Linked DNA regions of Mus musculus: region 2 is linked to region 1. Evidence: chromatin contacts called from ENCODE Hi-C or POLR2A ChIA-PET data. All regions are on one chromosome and are shown on one strand. The core of a region is the stretch at or near the end of the contact, and the rest is flanking DNA. Distances in the headings are between cores, read along the strand shown.

The links. A loop is a pair of places that touch in the nucleus more often than their neighbours do. ChIA-PET counts read pairs that join two places held with the same protein, here RNA polymerase II (POLR2A).
Region 2: a map of regulatory T cell shows a loop between it and region 1 (5-fold over the local background). The contact joins the promoter of Nt5dc3 here to the promoter of Rtcb in region 1. A Hi-C loop is called at or near these places in 1 of 37 maps with a recorded cell type or tissue (regulatory T cell). POLR2A ChIA-PET finds 5 or more read pairs at or near these places in 1 of 5 experiments (embryonic stem cell).

Annotation. Positions count from the first base shown.
Region 1 is chr10:85,954,830-85,959,355 of GRCm38, reverse strand. It overlaps Rtcb (RNA 2',3'-cyclic phosphate and 5'-OH ligase), which reads left to right and starts at 1,563. Exons shown (of 12, transcript NM_145422.4): 1 at 1,563-1,741; 2 at 3,559-3,637. The coding sequence starts at 1,649. Gm48175 reads right to left here and starts at 4,451. Exons shown (of 1, transcript XM_030245432.1): 1 at 4,070-4,451. The coding sequence starts at 4,396. The coding sequence ends at 4,208.
Region 2 is chr10:86,776,070-86,780,580 of GRCm38, reverse strand. Nt5dc3 (5'-nucleotidase domain containing 3) reads right to left here and starts at 1,576. Exons shown (of 14, transcript NM_175331.3): 1 at 1,270-1,576. The coding sequence starts at 1,471. Ttc41 (tetratricopeptide repeat domain 41) reads right to left here. Exons shown (of 16, transcript NM_001003910.2): 16 at 3,738-4,426. The coding sequence ends at 3,760.

The sequences.
Region 1 (4,526 bases), core at 314-2,813:
TTAAAAAGATTGACTGAAATGGTAGTGCAGCTTATTAAACCTAGGCAGTTCACAGTTGACATTAGTGTCATTAATCAGCAGGGTGAGACTGGACAGGGGAGCAGGAGAGTGGGACAGCCAGGGTGGATATGTAAAAATGAACAGAAACCACACCCTTTGCTTAACTCCTTAGGTTACTGGGGGATAGAAGAGGGCTGTATAAGTACTTAACATCCTGGTCTAGTTACTCCTCCAGTTTCATGTCTGTGACCTTCAGAGCCACTATGAATAATTATGATCCCATTTCATAGAAGTGAAAACAGAGGAATGTATCACACAAAGGTGGTAATGGCATAGGCGGAACCTGAACCCAAGTCTTCCTGATTGCTATGGTGGTGTTTTTCACAGGGTAGGACTATCCTGCAAATCACTGCCAGCTTTCTTATCCCAAGAGCAAGAGTCAATTAAGTTTAAAGGTACAGACACAGGACACAGTCCAAACAAAGCTATGGAACACAGTGATCCCTGAAAGAGGGATTTATCCATCTTTGTAGGGAATTGCTGGCCAGAGCAGATTTCCTTCACAAGCATTTGTAGAAATAAATGATACAGTGTTGTGATATGCTTCTTTTGGATGCTCATTTTGTAATGGAGTGTTTGTTGTACATCTTCAATCTCATTCTGATACATTGCAAACGTCATTAGTATTTTATCTTGCTCAGCTGTTTCACTAATGTTCATGGGGCATGAACTCCAAACTGTATGTTCTATATAGCAGTTGACCTGATCCAGGGTGAAGAGGTTTCAGGAGCAGCTCAAAAACATTCTTAAAGCAGTATGTCTTCAATAGCAGCAGTCAGGAGACATTGGCAAGGGTATCTGTGAGAGTTCGAAGCCAACCCGGATACATAGGCTCACCAAGGCTAAGTATCGAGATCTTACTTTAAAAAAGGGGGGGGGGTGAAGGGAGGGAGGGAGAGAGAAAGGGGGAGGGGGGAAGAAAGGAAAAAGAGAGAGAAAGAAAGAAAGAAAGAAAGAAAGAAAGAAAGAGGGGAAGAAAGAAAGATAGAGGGAAAGAAAGAAAGAGGGGAAGAAAGAAAGAGGGGGAGAAAGAAAGAAAGAAAGAAAGAAAGAGGGAAAGAAAGAAAGAGGAAAAGAAAGAAAAGGAAAGAAAGAAAGAAAAAAGGAAGGAAGGAAGGAAGAAAGACAGACAGACAGACAGACAGAAAGAAAGAAAGAAAGAAAGAAAGAAAGAGGGAAAGAAAGAAAGAGGGGAAGAAAGAAAGAAAGAAAGAAAGAAAGAAAGAGGAAAAGAAAGGAAGAAGGAAAGAAAGGAAGGAAAGGAAGGAAGGAAGAAAGAAGAAAGAAAGAAAGAAAGAAAGAAAGAAAGGAAGAAAGGAAGGAAGAGAGAGAGAGAGAAAGAAAGAAAGAGGGAGAGAAAGAAAGAGGGGGGGGAAGTGCAAGTGAAGACTAGCGCTGTAATTCATTGTAACGAGATGATCAGGACTCGCGCGAAGAGTTTTGAGCCTCGGCGCTTGCCATCTTCCCTCCTGGAGCGGAGCTGGTCGCGCCTGCGCCCTGAGAGGCGGCGCTGCGTGGAGCGGGTGGACTGCGGGGTGGTTTCTCTTTCTAAGCGTAGCCAGGAGCTATCGCTGGCCTCGCCGCCACCATGAGTCGTAACTACAACGATGAGCTACAGTTCTTGGACAAGATCAATAAAAACTGCTGGAGGATCAAGAAGGGCTTTGTGCCCAACATGCAGGTGAGTTGGGGCAGCGGCCTTGGGAGCTGCAGGCCGCGACTCCGCCGCGAACCGGCGGCCTCCGCCCAGCGCAGGGCTGCGGGGTTCCAGGTCTCCCTCCTCTGCAGACTGCACGCGCCAGGTCCACACACACGAGGACAGACGGACGCAGCGTGGGGGCTCACGCGTGTTTTCCCCACGCACCATCAGACACGGTGTTCCTGGTCTTCCGAGATTTCTGTGGACTTTCCCAAGTTGGCACCGCCAGCCAGGAACTCTGTTTCTCTTGAGTCCTGATATTTAGTTAACGTTTACAGATGGCATTCTCCAAACTTAACTGGGTTTTAACGTAACGACAATCGGCATGATTCGAGCTTTTAATATGCTCTTGGCGGAGGACCCCCGAGTTGGTGGGTAACTTATCTGTACCCATCTAGGAAGACAACCCTGAATTCGTATCGAGTCCACTTCTCTCAGCCTGAATGATGTGTTTCAGCTGAAGGCTTGGGAGCCAGAGACCAGGATCTGAAACCCTGGGCCTGCTGTCGCCACCGCCGTGTGTACTCGAAAGTTCCGATAAACGTTGAGGAAGAAAACACTTGTGAGGTTTTGGCACATGTGTTAAGTGACACCGTCTCATAAATGCCATGAGAATGCAATAAAGATTTGCAGTCCTTTGTCTTAGTAAAAAGTTTCTGATAGGCTTCGCTTGGTGGCTCGGGCCTATAATCCCTGGAGGCTGGGAAATGGAAGATCCATTCAGGACTGGTTACACAGAGAAGCCTTGCACCACTTTGCAAGGTATACTAGGGAGAAAAAGTCCACAGCAGTGAAACAGTATTTTCCTTTGTTGTGTGGAAGAAGGGAAGGCTGGTTGGTAGAGTCTTGCTAATTTATTAAGTGACACATGAAAATTGTACATTATATCCGTGTGTGTGTGTGTGTGTATAATATATATACGCATATATTATATACATATATATTATACACACATACATATTATATATATATATATATATGATGCTTTTTATAATGCGTAAGTTATATAATAGCAAAATCATGATAGACATATCGCCTCAGAAATTTGTGAGCAGTTTTTCCGTTTTGAAGATCGTTGATTAGATTTTACGGGTTGGACATTTCCAGTTTAAACCCAGATCTAAAATGCTCTAAGATCCTTTTAGATTGTGACTGGAAGTTTTCCTCTTAAAAGACGCAACGTGGCAGCTTCATGCAGAATGAAGCACTTTGTGTGGTATAGACGTTCATGCAGAATGAAGCACTATGTGTGGTATAGACGTTCATGCAGAATGAAGCGCTATGTGTGGTATAGACGTTCATGCAGAATGAAGCGCTATGTGTGGTATAGACGTTCATGCAGAATGAAGCGCTATGTGTGGTATAGACGTTCATGCAGAATGAAGCGCTATGTGTGGTATAGACGTTTATGCAGAATGAAGCGCTATGTGTGGTATAGACGTTCATGCAGAATGAAGCGCTATGTGTGGTATAGACGTTCATGCAGAATGAAGCACTTTGTGTGGTATAGACGTTCATGCAGAATGAAGCGCTATGTGTGGTATAGACGTTCATGCAGAATGAAGCGCTATGTGTGGTATAGACGTTCATGCAGAATGAAGCGCTATGTGTGGTATAGACGTTCATGCAGAATGAAGCGCTATGTGTGGTATAGACGTTCATGCAGAATGAAGCGCTATGTGTGGTATAGACGTTCATGCAGAATGAAGCGCTATGTGCAGTGTATACGTTCTGCCCACTGGGCGTGTACTTGAGAAACTTGGGTTCAGACAACGCATTTTGCTTTTCTTTTGTATCAGGTTGAAGGAGTGTTTTATGTGAATGATGCTCTGGAAAAACTAATGTTTGAGGAATTAAGGAACGCCTGTCGAGGTGGTGGTAAGTACACTAGAGGTAGAGCTTTCCCTGTTCCCTGAATCAAGAGGAACTCAACCAGTGTGAGACATTTTTAAGGAGTGATCTAGACTTGAATCAAAGCACCTATATATTTGTGATCACATGTTGGGGCACACTGCTGTGTAAAGGTTTGGAGCTCAGGGCTTGTTCTCAGATAACTGCACACTCTAATAGCACACACTGCTGTCCATCCTGCACTCACTGCGTGTCATTAGATCTCTATACTGATTGTTCATGTCATGTTTGAAATAACTAAAAAGGGAGATATTGTCTGTCTCTTGTAGAATTCCAAAATGCAGTGAGTGTAAGTGACTTTTAGCTTGTCCTTGGTCACAGCTTCATAGTGACAGAGCCAGAATTCAAATCTCAAAGTGCCTAATTATTCAAACCAGTACTTTTTTCTTTTTTGGGGGGGTGGGGCACTTCTCAGATACATTTATTAATGCCACACTGTAAAGGGTTCTTAGGTAAGTCTACAGCAATGTTCCATGTTCCCATCTAACACAGCCTGCTTAGGTTTAGCTGGGTTAGCACCGTTCATCTTGAGTGGAATCAGAAGTAGTGATGGCCCAGGGCAGCTGCAGGACTGGAGCCTTCCAGCACTTTACTTCTTTTATCAGCACTCCTGATTGAATAAGGGATGAAGGTCACTGACCCCATTTCTACCCAGATTTCCTGGTAAACCTGGGTACAGGAGGGTTTCATGGGGACCCACACAGTCTTAACAAGCCCTTGAAGCATCTCAGTAAGAGCAAGGCTATAGGCCACACCAGGTTCCACAGCTACTGGGCAAAAAGCAAAACCAGTAGTCTTAGCTGGTTACTAGCTTTAGTGAGCATTAATTCACATGGCTGCAGGGCGGCTTAGAGAT
Region 2 (4,511 bases), core at 327-2,826, 820 kb before region 1:
ACCAAAACAAAACAAAACAAAAGAAAAGAAAAACAAAAGACAGGAGTAGTGAGTGGTTCGTGTCTATAACTCCAGCACTTGAAAGACTGAGGCAGGAGGATTGCTTCAAGTTTAAGGTTACCTTAAAACCCTGTCTCAAAAAGACCAAAAAGAAAGAGGAAACTAAGCAAGAGAGAAGAGCTGACAGGGCCCTGACAGGACACACGTTTGCCTGGAATGGTGGTTCCCGCCCGCCTGGAAGGATAGAACACACAGGAGACTCATGACTTTAAGGCCTGGAATACACAACCCATCTCAAAACACTTGCCTGGCCAAAACCAATAAGCCACTCTTTCAAAGAAGTCTCCATTGCTTACACCTCGGAATGTGTTGTGAAGATATTCCAGGTGGGTTTTGTTTCACTTGAACAGGCATGTGGCCAAAGATGCAAATGGAAATCCTACAAAAACGTTCCCTCACCAACCCCCTTCCTCATGTAGCACCCTCCCCAAACCACCCCCTCCCCAAATCCCAGTGTCCTCTGACAGCTTCAGTGTCTGTGCTTCACTGGCCCTTTACTCCAGGTTCCAAACGTTTGACTGCAAGAAGCACAAAGCAACACACAGGACAATGGATTCCCGACCCTGAGTCAAAATCAGTTTTTGCTTAGGCCCCTTGCTCGCCCTTCCCGTCTACATAATGGACATGACCCCCTCCTCCGGAGGCTATGGGCGATTCAGAGTCGACATCAATACCTGATACTATTATAATCTGGTTCCTCTTTCCATTCCTTCTCCGATTCCCTAACCGCCCAGCCAAGCTCTTTCTCAGTTCACCTGACCACAAGTATTCCTCTTCTCCTCGCAGAGGGCGGTGGATAACCAGACCACCCTCCCCTTTCAAACAGCACATTTTATCTACTCCACCCTGCAAAAGGGAGACCGGCTCATCCTCCTGACCCAGTCGCCTGCGCTGGAGCCTGTCTAGGACAGCGCGGCAGCAAGCTGGGCTGCTACTACCATTCCCAGGGTGAATGACACCTAACGGTGTTTGGGGGAATGTCTTCCTACCGACGCCCTTGGAACTCTCGCAGCGGCCCAGAGCACTTGCGATGTACACTCCAGATTTAACAATCCCCAGGTATGAAATAGCTTCCCCGGCGGGGGAAAGCCAAAAAAGAGTTGCGAAGTTTTAGAGTCGCCTTCCCCGCGGGGGCCGCGCGACAGAGGCAGGGTGCGGGGGACCCGAGGGGTCCTCGAGTGGGCGGCGCAAGCTGGGACACGCACTCACCGTCCGTGCTCCTCTTCGCCTCGTGGTAGCGCGCCCACAGGTAGCTTTTCATGTCCACGGCAGCCGGGGCAGCCGGGGCAGAGCACAGGCGCCGAGCGCAGCCCGAGCGCGGTCGTTCTCGAGCCACGGCCCCGCCGCAACTCCGCAGCCCTGCCGCCGCCCTCGCCCCGGCCCCGCGGGCCGCCGCTGCCACCGTGGCCATGCTGCCTCTAAGCTGCCAGTGGCACGGATGGCCAGCGTCGCGAGGCTCCGGGACGCACGCCGGCAGTTCCTACGTCTGAGCAAGTGCCGGCGCGGCCCAAGAACCACCCACGGTGGGGCGGAGCCGGGGGCGAGGCTGGGGAGGTGGGCGGGTTCTAGAGGGAAGCAGGAGGCGGGGTCAAGGATTAGGCTAGGAGCTGCGGGATGGGTGGGGCCTGAGCTGGGTCAGGGGCGGGGCCTGGTTGGAAAGAGGAATGCCCCGGCTGAGTAAAGAATAGGGTCTAGAGAGAGAATGAGTTGGACCATCTCGATTGCGTCAGAGGCAGAGTCAGGGACCGAACCTGGGGAGACAGAGCCGGGGGCCTAGGCCAGTTAGAGGCTGGGTCAGGTGTGGGCCTGTGGAAATGGAGTGGGACGGAGTCTGGGTTGAGTCAAAGGCGGAGTCAAGGGCGAGGCCTTAGAGAAAGCGGGTTGGGCGTGGCCGGAGCTGCCAGGGCTCAGCGCCCGGTCGGCTGCGGTCACTTCCTGACCCGCGAGGCAGGAGGGGGCGGAGGGTGGTTGAAGTCACACGGGCTAGGATGACTCATCTCCGACCCTATCGCTGCCAGCAAGACTCTGCTCTACCTTCCTCTTGCCTTCCGTGGCGGGCCCCAATTCTGATTGCACTGATGAGTGTACGCACTATCCATCTCTGATCCCAGTCTCTGGAATGCGACCCACTCCGTGTCAAAGGCTTCTGCAGGTATCTCCTGGATCTCAGGTGCCTCTCTGAGACTGCCCTGAGGCTGAGCTTGGGCCTATCCAAGAGTTGCCCTTTAAAGAGTTGCTGGGCCGAGATTACACTCGAGGTCTAAAGTCGTCTGCAAGATCCTGCCCCTGAAGACTCCCGATAAATGTAAATTTCCTTAACAGTGCAGGCCTCTGGAAAGCCGGGTTCCCACCTCCAGAGAGGTCCTCCGGACATGATTAGCAGTCTCCTGCCCACGCTGGCAGCACGCTTGGTACCTGTTCCACTCACTTGCTTAACTGCACTTATTCCATGCCGCTCCTGCGGGACTTTCTATCACCAATTCAAGACCTACCTGAGAAACACTGGGCCCCAAGAAATTCCCAAAGTATCCCATGGTGACCACTGAGTAGGGGGGGGCGGTTATAGTGGGAATGGCTAGAATAATGAGAGGACAGACAAGGCACAGTGTGAGACAACCCCAAGCATTAGCGACTCAAGTTGTGGGCTGGAAGAGTCAGATGTTTTTGTGGAAGGTGATGACACTGGAGCTAGTCCCTGACTGATAATGAAAACCATTAATAGAAAGCTGGCTGTATATTTTATCGCATACACTCTTCCCAGCTGTCTTAAAAGGAACGTACCGCGTCTCTCCTTTAAACACAATGAAACCGAGGCACAACAGAGGTGAGATTGCTTGCCTATCGTCACAGAGCTGAGTCCCCTCTTCTGTTGGGTGGTAGGGAGGACGGTAGCTAGAAAGTAATCCTTAACTGTTACAGGTTAATGTTTTATGGATCAGTGATAAAATTGGAGGACAATAAAATGTGCAAATCGATATGCTATCAAATCCATGGGCTCTGGTCATTAAAAGCTTCCTTTATGACTTGAGGACATTTCACTTCCTATCTTTTCTTATTTTTACTAATAAAAAGTTTTGGTGATAACAATCATCAATTTTACTTAGGTGAATTTTTAAGTCAAAATATACTATAGAATTTTTTTTTAAATTACGATTGGTAAGAGTGCTTCTATATATTCTCTTAGACTATAGGACCCTGTGGAATCACGATTGTTGTACTTACCATAGAAACGTGGATCACTTGAAACCCACCCTTTGTAACTAAAACCAGATACAGCGTTATAAGAGAGTAAGAAAACTGAATCCCCAGACCTGGATAGTGACCACTCCTGCAGAGTTAAAAGAAAATATCTGATGAAAGAATCCAAAATAGGTGCTAGGGACCTGGCGTAGTCTGTTAAGAGCTTGCGAGCACGCGCCAGCACTGCTATAAAAAAATGACAGCCAGTTCCTATGGCCTCAGCACAAAGAACGGAGAGACAGGAAGCCCCCTGGTGCTCACTGACTACTAGGCGAATAGAATCCCCGAGCTCCAGGTTTCAGTGAGATCTCAAAAAATAAGGGGGAAAGCACGAGAACACTGACATCGACCTCTGACCTACACACAAACACGTGTGTGCACACTTGTACCACACACACACATACGCCTTTCAAGAGAAATGAGTAAAAACTCAAAGTACAAAACAGCCCAAAATTATTTTTATTCCTTATTGGGGTCATCTGAGGTCTTCAGCAATTTTGATTCAATCTGAGATCTTCTTGGGAAGCCTGGCTTCTGAGGAGTGAAGCAGTACTGAGGAGTGTGGAAGAGCCACTTTTCTGACACGAGTTCCGATATGGACTTCCAGGGATTGTCCACATTATGAGGTAGCTGCAGGGGTTGCCGGCAGATGGAAGTGATCAGGCCCTTTCTGCTGTCCAGCTCAGCAGAAGAAACACTCTGCCTTGAGAGTCTCACCAAGCCGTTCTTGTCAATGAGCGAGACCGTCTTAAGGGGACAGGCTGCCTTTTTCCTGGCAGGTTGTCTTCTTGGACTATTCCATATTTGTGAGTCTGAAGCCTGACGTTGGAACTTTTCCTCAGCAGACTTGCACAGAATTGGAGCCAAGGTCTTCTTTCCTTTGCCGGGAACATATTTTGGTTTATCTGAAACCAGAGAAGGCTGTGTGCTTTTAACTCTCTGAAACCTACGTATATTCATACACATTGCAGTGTTTACCGTGTCAGAACTCTGAGCGCTGTGGAAGTTTAATTTAGGCACATTCTCCCATAATGAAAAGCCATTCCTAGAACCGTTAGGGAATAGATGGTTCATGCTTTGAGGCCAAGACCTCCTGCCCCGGGACCTCTGGATTTCCCTTAAAAGGCTGCAAAAGATCAAAAACGTGTCAAAACATGGCTGTCTATTAACACAAATACTCAGAAAGTCTACTTCTTTTTGAGATGTGCAAA